Regions from separate parts of the Homo sapiens genome. Here region 1 is linked to region 2. The links are chromatin loops, found by intact Hi-C in ENCODE. Cell type or tissue: GM12878. All regions are shown on one strand. Each heading gives the region's core, and the rest is flanking DNA. Links, peaks and the distances in the headings are about the cores only.

Region 1 (5,392 bases), core at 259-5,258, 58 kb after region 2:
GCCCTTAATGCCCAGTCCTACTTTCATTCAATCCATTCACCCACAAATCTGACCATGTAGTTGCCTTACTTGATGGCATCAGAGGCTCTTCAGCTGCCTGTAGGATAAAATCCAGTAATTTGTGTCTACTGTGCATATATGGTCCTTCGTGGTCTGGTCCTGCTCCTCTGTGTAAACGTTCAGGTCTGTTCTGTGTCACCATACAGAGTTTCTTACCATTTCTTGAGTATATTCCTTTCTCTTGAAGTTTGTGCAATTTCTGTCACTTCTCTGAAGAACTTTATCCCATACGTCTTGTGTTCACTGAGCAAATTCCTGTTCATCCTTCAAACCCCTGCTCAAATATCTTTCATCTTCAATGCCATTTAGTCTCCCCTCTGGTCCCTTAACACCTTGTACATCTGACCAGGAGTGCCATGAAGTGGGGATTCGGGTTGACTCATCATTGTTCCCTGTGCGTGGCATGCATCAGCCACTCAATAAATATTTAATGTTTGATGTGTGCAGGAACAGTCAGACTAGACAAAAGACAGAAGAACTTGTTATCTAAGTATTACTCTTAACCATGAAAAGCTCTAACTTTGGATAACCTCCTTACCTTTCGGTGCTAGAGTAATGGGAATATATTTGAAACATTACTTCATCTCTCCGAAGTGAATTATTCTCACCAGGTTCTTAACAGTTTCTGTTAGTTTTTCAGGTTATGTTTAATAATTCCCATGATACCAGCTGAATGATGATTCTAATTCTCAAATCCTAAAGTGACTCTTGCCTCTCTTGTCCAATTTAACCTGCCACATTGATTTTTTATTTGTTATGTATTATGACTTTCCTCAAAACTTGGTTGTATTTTGGATTTTCTTTTCTGTATCTCATCCGTTTTTGCATCCGTTCCTGACTAAAGACACATTTTCAATGGTACTTTTTACCTTTTAGATGTTTCAGTATGTTCCCCCCACCCCCTTTTCTTTGAGACAAGGTCTCACTCTGTCACCTGGGCTGGAGTGCAGTGGCATGATGTCAGCTTACTGCAACCTGCACCTTCTGGGCTCATGTGATCTTCTCACCTCAGCCTCTCGAGTCACTGGGACTATAGGCATGTGACACCAGGCTCAGCTAATTTTCTTTTTAAACTTTCAGGTTCAGAGGTACATGCACAGGATGTGCAGGTTTGTTACATAGGTAAACATGTGTCATGGGGGTTTGCCATACAGATTATTTCACCCATGTATTAAGCCTAGTAGTACTTAGTTATTTTTTCTGCTTCTCTCCCTCCTCCCACCTTCCACCCTCTGATAAGACCCAGTTGTTCCCCTCTATGTGTCTGTGTTCTCATCATTTTAACACCCTCTTATAAGTGAGTACATGCTGTACTTGGTTTTCTGTTCCTGCATTAGTTTGCTAAGGATAAAGGCCTCCAGCTCCATCCATGTCCCTGCAAAGGATATGGTCTTGTTCTTTTTTATGGCTACATAGTATTCCATGGTTTATGTGTACCACGTGAACAGACACTTTGCAAAAGACATACACCTGTCCAACAATCATATGAAAAAAAGCTCAACATCACTGATCATCAGTGAAATGCAAATCAAAACCACAATGAGATACCGTCTCACATCAGTCAGAATGGCTATTAATAAAAAGTCAAAAAATAACAGATGCTGGCAAGGTTAAGGAGAAAAGAGAATGCTTATATACTGTTGGTGGGAGTGTAAATTAGTTCAACCATTGTGAAAGACAGTGGTGATTCCTCAAAGACCTAAAGACAGAAATACCATTTGACCCAGCAATACCTTTACTGTATATACCCAAAGGAATATAAATCATTCTATTATAAAGACACGTGCACACTTATGTTCATTGTAGCACTATTCACAATAGCAAAGACATGGAATCAACCTCCATGCCCATCAGTGAAAGGCTGGATAAAGAAAACATGCTAATTTTTGTATTTTTTGTAGAGACAGGGTTTTGCTATGTTGCCCATAGTTTTTCCTCTGTTTTTTTGAGACGGAGTCTTGCTCTGTTGCCCAGGCTAGAATGCCATAGCACAGTCTCTGCTCACTGCAGTCTCCACCTCCCAGGTCCAAGCGATTCTCCTGCCTCAGCCTCCCAAGTAGCTGGGATTGCAGATGCATGCCACAACACCCAGCTAATTTTTGTATTTTTAGTAGAGACGGGTTTTCACCATGTTGGCTAGGCTGGTCTCGAACTCCTGACCCCAGGTGATCCACCCACCTCAGCCTCCCAAAGTGCTGGGATTACAGGCATGAACCACCTTGCCCGGCCCTCTCCTCTTATTTTTAAGCAGTGATTCCTAAGGGTAAATTTGTGTATGATTTTTAGCCCCATAGTACAGGACCTTCTTGCACAAAAATTAGGAATTTGACAAAATAAGTAAATGACAAGCATCTGAAGATTTTCTTCAAACCATGAATATATTACTTCTCAAAATTTTAAGCCCCCATTTTTGATGTATCAAATAACATTCAGCAGTTGTTTATATTACGCTGTATCTGGTAAGTTGTAGGTAATTACTAGAAGAATATAAGATTCTTGAGAGCTGCATAAATGTGATTTCTGCAGGGTCTCTTTAGGTATGCTATGCTATACACACGCTGGGAGCCTGCAGAAATCACACATACACAAAAGGGCCACTGAATCAGATCTGAAAGAGGAGGGCCATTTTGAGTTGGATAAAGCTACGTGTATATTACTTGTTTTTTCCACGCCTGTTGACATGGAGAACCAAAACCGGTGTTTCGTGCTTTCAACAAAAATAGTTTTAGTTTTGCTCTGAAAGAAAAATGGGTTCACATTCTGAAAAAGGTGATTTTGTCACCAGAATATCTGATGAGTAAATCTGCATTTGCATTTTTATCATTGCCTAACTAAAACCTGTTCAGTTTGGTTAATAAATTATTAATACAGTTCTCTAACTTCTCATCCGGGTACACTGTTGAAATAGCAGACCATCCCATTTATTTCACCAAATATTTCTTATACACCTATTTTGGATGAGGCTCTGTTAAACTCTGTTCTCCATATCTGAAAATGTATGGGTTATTACTCTGCCAAAGATTTGTGGTTAAAAAAATTGTGTTAAGTTCTAAGACTCATCATATCAAGATCAAGCAAAACAATTGACCATGACTAACTTTGGGGTTGAAGGCTACAACTATGTCTTTTAGAGGTAGTTGTCACTCAGGCAAATTTTAGGGCATCACAGGGCTAAACATTAATTAACCAAATGAATCAGTTTTAACCACTGCTTTTCCTCAATTCAGTTAAGGGTTAAGGAGTTACTAATACAGAAAGATGGTGATACAGGAGAGTATGAGAATTATTGATTAAATTATAGATAAATTATAGACTAAAGCATAGTAATATGAGAATGTTTCATTTTCTGACGTATTTAACTTAATTACCTAATCTCATTAGAAGTGATTAAGATGAATACTCAGCTTGTATCTCAAGATCTTTTTAGGTATTGATTATAGCATCTATAAGTCCACTGACTTTTTGGTTTCTACATGCATTGCCTGGCAGTATCAGTCAGTTCACAATTCAAGTTGAAATTAAAATTTTCTAACAATAAATGAGAAACAAAAAGTAACATTTATTTTAAAATATTATGTCTTTTAAATTTTGAATATTCAGATTTGAGGATTGAATACTGGCACCTCTCTGTCACTTATGTTTTGCTAATGATCATCTATGCTTCAGCTCCTCAAAATGGCCTGTCAGGTGTCAGTTTAGCATGCGAGACTTTAAGCTGTCTTTTGTAGTTTCATAAGGGCCAAAGAGCTTGTTAGCCTGGAATTTAGTGTATTTTGGTACTCATTTGCTTTTAGTTATTCTTTTCTTGATTTTTTTTCAAACTCTTCTCATGAGGAAAATGTACAATTCCTACCAATTAGTCATAAGCCAGTTTGGATTTAGGAATTGCATAGTTTATTACTTTGAAATATTATTTTATTCAAATATTTAGCAAATAGTAAAGATGTGAATATTTCACTGAATGTTGGGTGATTTGGCTGATAATTAGATCCTCAGAGAAAAACTGAAACTCCTGAAGTTTGTTGCAGAATCTGAAAAGTAACCAGGAAAACAGTAGTTTAATATGTTAAGTACTAGTTATTAATGAAAATTAAGCGTGACTTTTTTAGGATTCAATTCCTGTTTTTAGTGGTATAGCTTTCTGGTATTTTGTAGCTTACTGTGTTCATGAACACAAAAGAACAAGTAACCTCACTAGTGGCTTGAGATCTGACTCGCAGGAAAACATTAGGTAGTAATTAAAACAAAGCTTTCCCCCCACCCCCAAGTTTGTGAAATTTTAAGCACACTGCCTAATGCAGTCACCACTTGCCGCTTGTGGCTATTGAGCACTTGAAATGTGACTAGTCTGTATTCAGATGTAAAATACATGCTGGGATTCAAAGACTTAGTATGAAAAAAAGGATTGTAAAATATCTGAATATTTTATATTAGTTACATGTTGCCATGATAATGTTTTTGATATATTGGATTTAAAAAAGAATATTAAAATTAATTTCACCTGTTTAACTTTCTTAATGTGGCTATCAAAAAATTTAAAATTATATGTGTTTCACCTCACTGATTTATTGGACAATGCCAGTCTAATAGATTTAAAAATTCTTAATATGTACAGTAAATATCAGATATTAAAAGCTTATATGATTTGGTTTTTAACCTCTGAACAGTCAATTCTTTGGAAATCTGAGAAGCCCAATTATTCTTTGGTCTCTTCAAGGGCTCCAGGTTGAAGCAGCTGTTCTTTGAAATTGCCAGTCCTGATTCAGTTGACTAATAGCAATCGATAGATACGGAAGGCTAAGTACTGCTTTGCGGTTGTGCAGCCAAATGAGTGAACTGTACCTACTGTTTCTCTCCTTTCTGCCTCTTCCCCTGATGGCTTTTATGTGGTTGTTAGTATTCAGTTGATGTTTATGGTAACATAAATCTAAATTGGTTTTCAGAGACCCAATTCATGTTTTACTATATCCCATAAATTATGTCATAAATTACCATGGCTGACCATCTTATTTACAACCCTTGAGTAATAATCTATCACTTATTATATTATTACATATTACTGTAATATTACATTAATATTACTTATTAGTAAACAAAAATGAGTTGTTGATGTGCTTTTGTATGATATCAGCCAAAGCAAAACCTACATATGGTAGGAACTGGAAAGCAAGCATTTATTAATAATCAGCCTCTCTTTTCCAGGGGGGTTTAGCTATTTACCTGTGAAAAGCTTGTGTACTTTATTTAAAATTTTTGATGTATGTATTGTTTGACAAAAACTTAAAGGGTTTGGGCGCACTGAGAATAGTACAGTGAAGTCACACTGTATGAA
Region 2 (5,392 bases), core at 119-5,118:
TGACTCCTGCGTAATGTTTCTTTGTATGAAGGTACCACAGTTTATCCTTTCTCCGAGTGGTGGGCATTTGTGGACACTCTCTCTCTCCCCACCCTGTTAGAGACAATACTGCCACACAAGTTTTTGTACATATCTTGCTTCACGGATCTTTGTAGCTTTGGTTTTGTTGTGTTTGTTTTTATACAGAAAATGAGTTCTTTGGGGACTAGTCAAATTCTGTGGGCCTCAGATTTTTCATCATAAGATTGAACTAGATCTTTTCTAGCTCAAAATTGCACTTCTTACATGGTTATTTAAACTGGATAGCTTGAATTACTGGCTTTTGTTGTTTGTGTTACCTCACAGGCCCATTAGTATATCTCTTCAGTAGATTATGCCGGATATGGATTTTACTCTGACATGAGAAACTTCCATTTGCAACATTTTTGAGGACAAAAGTGTATGTAGTGTTAGAAACTATCATTAAGCAGGACACAGGACACTAAACCTTCCTTCTCCCCAAGTTTGTTTATCTTTCCTGGACTCTACAGGAATTACAACTGCTATTAATTTAGAATAAACATATAAATAATATATTTTAAAGTATGTTGTCTACATGTGCTGGGTCACCTTCATCCGGCATCAGCCTGGACAGAGGACTCAGGCCCTCTACTTGATTCCATAAGAGTCCGGTTACATCGAGCATTTTGCGCCCTCTTTAAACTTGACTGAGAATTTACAAGGCCACGGGGCTTACAGCATTCTATTTTTCTTTTTGCCTTTCTCTCTTTTTTGCTTCGTACATAAATGAAAATCTAATGTAAAATTGTAAATGGGAAAAGTACTATCATGAAGAAAAAAGTACCAGGGAACCTGAAACGAGATTAAAACTGACTGAAAGGATCTAGGAAGGAGTCTTGGAGGAAGGGAAATTTAAGCTGGTCCTTTAGGGATGAAGACCTTAAAGGTGTATGACAATTAGACATGCTTGTAGGGAAGAAGGAGGAATGGAGATGCTTTCCAGGCAGAGGAAAGATATACGAGGGGAAAAAGTATAAGACCATGACATATTCAGGGAACAGTAAGAGAAGTGGCTCAGACTTTCTGGGAGACAGTCTGCCATATTATCCCCCTTCTTCCCTAACTTAGGCAGTGTTAAAACATGGCTGCATATTCTTTGACACTCTCCCATTGAAAAGTTGTGTCGACGCCCCCTCCTCTTGAATCTAGACGAGCTGATGACTGCCTCAGTCAATAGAATATGGCCAAAGAGACCCTGGCTTACAAGGGTCAGTTGCAAAAGGCCATGTGACTTCTGCTTTGTTTTCTGGAACACTTGCTCTTGGAGCCCGGAGCCACCATTTAAGAAGTCCAACCAGCTTGAGGCCATCATGCTGTAGAGGCATGTGTATAGATGATCTGGTTGACGTTCCCAGCTGAACCCAACTTTCTAGCCATTCTACCAAATGTGAGTGAAGTTGTCCTTCAACTGTTTTCTGACTACCAGTACCCTAGAGCAACCTCTAACATCACTACACAGAACAGAAGAAATGCTCAAGCTCTGCCCGAATTTTTGACTCACAGAGCTGTGAGATATAATACAAATAACCATCCTGGCTAACACGGTGAAACCCTGTCTCTACTAAAAATACAAAAAAATACAAAATAATAATAATAATAATAATAATAATAATAATAATAATAATTGTCTTGAGTTATAAGTAGTTTATTATACACCAATAGATAACTGGAATACCAACCAAAGCCAAAGTGAGGGGATTTTTCTTTAGATGCTTGCTGAAGACAATATTAAGTCATCCAAAAACCTCTCCCCAGAATATACTACTGAATGTAATTTAGCACTTATGGCAGGAAGACTGAGTTTGGATAGCATTCAAGGCAGAGGAAATGACATGAACAAAGATAGCAAGGCAGGGAAGGACAGGACATATGTAAGGTAGAGAGTAATTAGGTTCAGCTAGGAGTAGGGCACCTCCTGGGCACAGTGAAAGAATAGACTAAAAGAGAAGGTTAAGGACATGCTATGAAGGGCCTTGAATGTGAGATTGAAGAAAATAACAGTACCACTGAAGATTTTTTGAAAAGTTTTACTAGCAAAACAGCACTTTTGGGAATTTTTTCAAATGCTTGTGGGATGGACTGAAGTATGGAGAAATTAGGGGATCATTTTGGAAGCTATTGCAAGATACTATGTGAATCAGATCTGTGGTAGCTGCAGCCAGAATGAAGGCTGGAAAATAGATAGGAAATACTGTGGGCAGGACCACCACTGACCTGCTTAGTGCATTTTGTGAATTATGAAAAGGTCACCCCAGCTGGGCACGGTGGCTGACGCCTGTAATCCTAGTACTTTGGGAGGCCAAGGTGGGCAGATTGCTTGAGCCCAGGAATTCAAGTTCAGCTCAGACAACACGGTAAAACCCTGTCTCTACAAAATATACAAAAAATTAGCCAATATGGTGGTATGTGCCTGTGGTCCCAGCTACTCGGGAGGCTGATTTAGGAGACTCACCAGAGTCCAGGAGGTCAAGGATACAGTGAGCTGTGATCGTGTCACTGTACTCCATCCTGGGTGATAAAAGTGAGACCTAACTAAAAAAAAAAAAGTACCACTTCTTTAAGACATTTTACTTCCATCTGTTAGAAAATTGTTGTAATATGTTTATTAGAATAAGACACTTGACTGCCATCTGCTGGAAAATTATTAAAGATATGTCTTTGGTTTCAATGCTCCTCTCCTTTTCACATCCTTGTGCAGTACACAAATTTTGTGGGTGCGAGTAATAGGACTTGGTAACGGATCACATTTCTTATTAAAAGGAAAAGGAAGAAATCTCAAGTTTGGATGGTAGGGAGGTTAGTAGTGACATTAATAGAACTAGAACTTATTATTGGGGAATAGATTTATAAGGCAGAATCATTCTTTACATGGAAAGACACTCATCTTATTATTTATTGATCCCAATTGTTTGCATTTACTTAGTAAGAATTTTGATACCTTTTCTTCTAGAATCTCAGCTCTCCCCCCTTGTGACATCTGAGAATGTTGACCAGTTCCTCTTTTGTATTCCATACACCCCTCTCTTCTGTATCTTTTCTTTCTATTCTGAACGTTGCTTCTTATCCGTCTCCTTTGCAGGCCCTTTTCCCTCAGTTTCCATTCTTGTGCTTTTTTATACAGTGGGCGCTCAATAAATGTTTGTTTAATTGAATTGCATTGCTTTTGAAAGATCAGTTGCAGGTTTTTCAGGAGACTGATTCATAGGCAGTTAGGGACTAAGGGCGTGCCAGAATTCAGAAAGTAGAAACCTATCCTAAATACAGTTCCTTGTTTCGGGATGTATTTTTTACACAGTAGGTCACTCTTCCTTGGGGAATATCTGTACTGTTGATCCGTTCATCATTGTTCAGCAGTGGCAACACCAGGAGAACAAATTATTTACATTGGCTGTGTCATATGGGTGTGTCTAATTCGGAGAACTTTCAAACAAAATAATGAAGCTTCCCCAGCTTCTAACTTGGGAAGTATGAAAAGTTACTTAAAAAAAAATCTTGACTCTTGTTTAAGTACATCAGTGACTGATTAAGTCACAACACATTTTAATATTTTCATTCGAGGTTTCTTGCTAACATTCTTACCACCACTACCACTAACCCCACCCCATGTGTGTAAGTTACTTTTCCTTTCATTTTTCGTGGGTCTTGTGTGTTAAGGCAAAGTCAAGAACTTTGCTCTTCTGATAACTTAACATTGATTGTGTGACTGCTTTGTGCAAATTGCTATGGGATGCCTCATGGAAATTACAAAGGTTTCGTTTGCTTCTGCCCTTCAAGAGAGACTTGCTTAGTGGGAGAAGTAGATGCATATGCAACTGCTCCAGGGCAGGCGATGACAAGGATCATAATATAGTGCAGACAGAGACAGGATTCCCTGTCTTAGAGTGATATAAACATCACTCGAAGACTGAGTCACATATATGGACTTGCCATATTTCTTTCCTAAATTGCACACTTAACTCTTCACTTTCCTGGGCTGGATTAGAATTTGTTTTCGTCGAAGGCTTCATGAGTTGAAAGCACATTACATATATGTAAGATTTAATGGATTTAATTTAAAATGCATTGAATAACATTAATTTTAGCAGGTTTGATTGTTTTAAATGCTTTTAAGCCGGCACTCTTAAACGAAAATAGAGAATATCAGAGTGATATTAAATAAACAATGATATAAAACAGGAGTTTTATGTTTATGGAAACCTAGTATTTAGGAAATAAATATCCTGAAATTCTCTAGCCAAATTATATTTTTAAATGTTTTGAGCATAGGATACAAGTTATAAACAGCCTAGTAGGGAAAAATGTATATTACTGTCATAAACATAGGTAGTATTTAAAATATTAAATATGGATAATTGATATTTAATTGAAGTGCTTTTTATTTAATTAAAGCCAATGACATTTTAAAATTATTTCTTTATTAATTTTTCTTCAATTAAATTTTAGCCTGTATTTTAGATACAAGGGGTGCATGCGCAAGTTTGTTATATGGGACTATTGCATAATGCTAAGGTTTGGGGTATGGATCCCATCACCTGGGTAGTGACCCTAGTACTCAATAAGTGGTTCTTCAGCCCACATTCTCCTCCCTCCTCCACCCCCAGTAGACCACAGTGTCTGTCATTCCTGTGTTTATGTCCATGTGTGCTCAATGTTTAGCTCTCATTTATAAATGAGAACATGCAAAGCCAATGACATTTTTCCAGTCATTGGAGTAACAAAGACGTTTGAATTTTAAAAATTTAAATATATTTAAGATTGAAATTTAGGCCGGGCGTGGTGGCTTACGCCTGTAATCCCAGCACTTTGGGAGGCTGAGGCTGGCAGATCACCTGAGGTCAGGAGTTTGAGACCAGCCTGACCAACATGGAGAAACCCCATCTCTACTAAAACTGCAAAATTAGTTACAAAAATAGTAGAGTGATTTATGTAATAAGTAAACAGTTCAGGTTTACTTGACTTAATAGCATAATGATTTACAGCTTTTACTTAAATTCATTCTGAGATGAAATAATACAGCCTCTAGGAAGATACATTATCTGGTTTTCCTTTGCATTTTCATTAAAAATCTAAAATTGGAAATGAAGTATGTCAACTAGTTTTAGAAATGATAGTAAATTGGGAAGCATCTCAAATAGCAGTAGAAAAGAAGATACCAAAAAGGTTTAGAAATATCACAGGAAATAGTGAGATTCAGCCTAAGAAAATGCAAGCTAATACATGTAAGAGCAAATAATCTGAAATAGATATTTAATGAGAGACAATGCTTAGTAGTAGTGAAAGGGAGTCAGGTGCTATCAGACAGCAAAGCAGATATGAGGTTGCGGTGTGATAC

Evidence for each region. A loop is a pair of places that touch in the nucleus more often than their neighbours do. Peaks named below come from ENCODE experiments on the same cell type or tissue, not always from the same donor. Only the 100,000 strongest peaks of a DNase experiment are listed, where the experiment ranks them.
Region 1: a loop joins it to region 2, with 6 times the contacts of the local background. A loop is called at or near these places in 4 of 110 quality-filtered maps.

The regions. Positions count from the first base shown.
Region 1 is chr7:7,816,861-7,822,252 of GRCh38, forward strand. The region is part of intron 3 of UMAD1 (UBAP1-MVB12-associated (UMA) domain containing 1); the gene reads left to right. Among named protein-coding and RNA genes, the nearest start is that of RPA3, 100 kb to the left of the region's middle. RefSeq lists enhancers at 344-433, 4,074-5,021. In GM12878, for the core only: no CTCF peak of the experiment used is centred there; DNase peaks (open chromatin) are centred at 2,811, 3,110 and 4,291; H3K27ac peaks cover 2,349 bases.
Region 2 is chr7:7,758,770-7,764,161 of GRCh38, forward strand. The region is part of intron 2 of UMAD1 (UBAP1-MVB12-associated (UMA) domain containing 1); the gene reads left to right. Among named protein-coding and RNA genes, the nearest start is that of RPA3, 43 kb to the left of the region's middle. In GM12878, for the core only: a CTCF peak has its summit at 2,691 (motif pointing left); DNase peaks (open chromatin) are centred at 2,709 and 3,714; H3K4me3 peaks cover 1,083 bases; H3K27ac peaks cover 1,220 bases.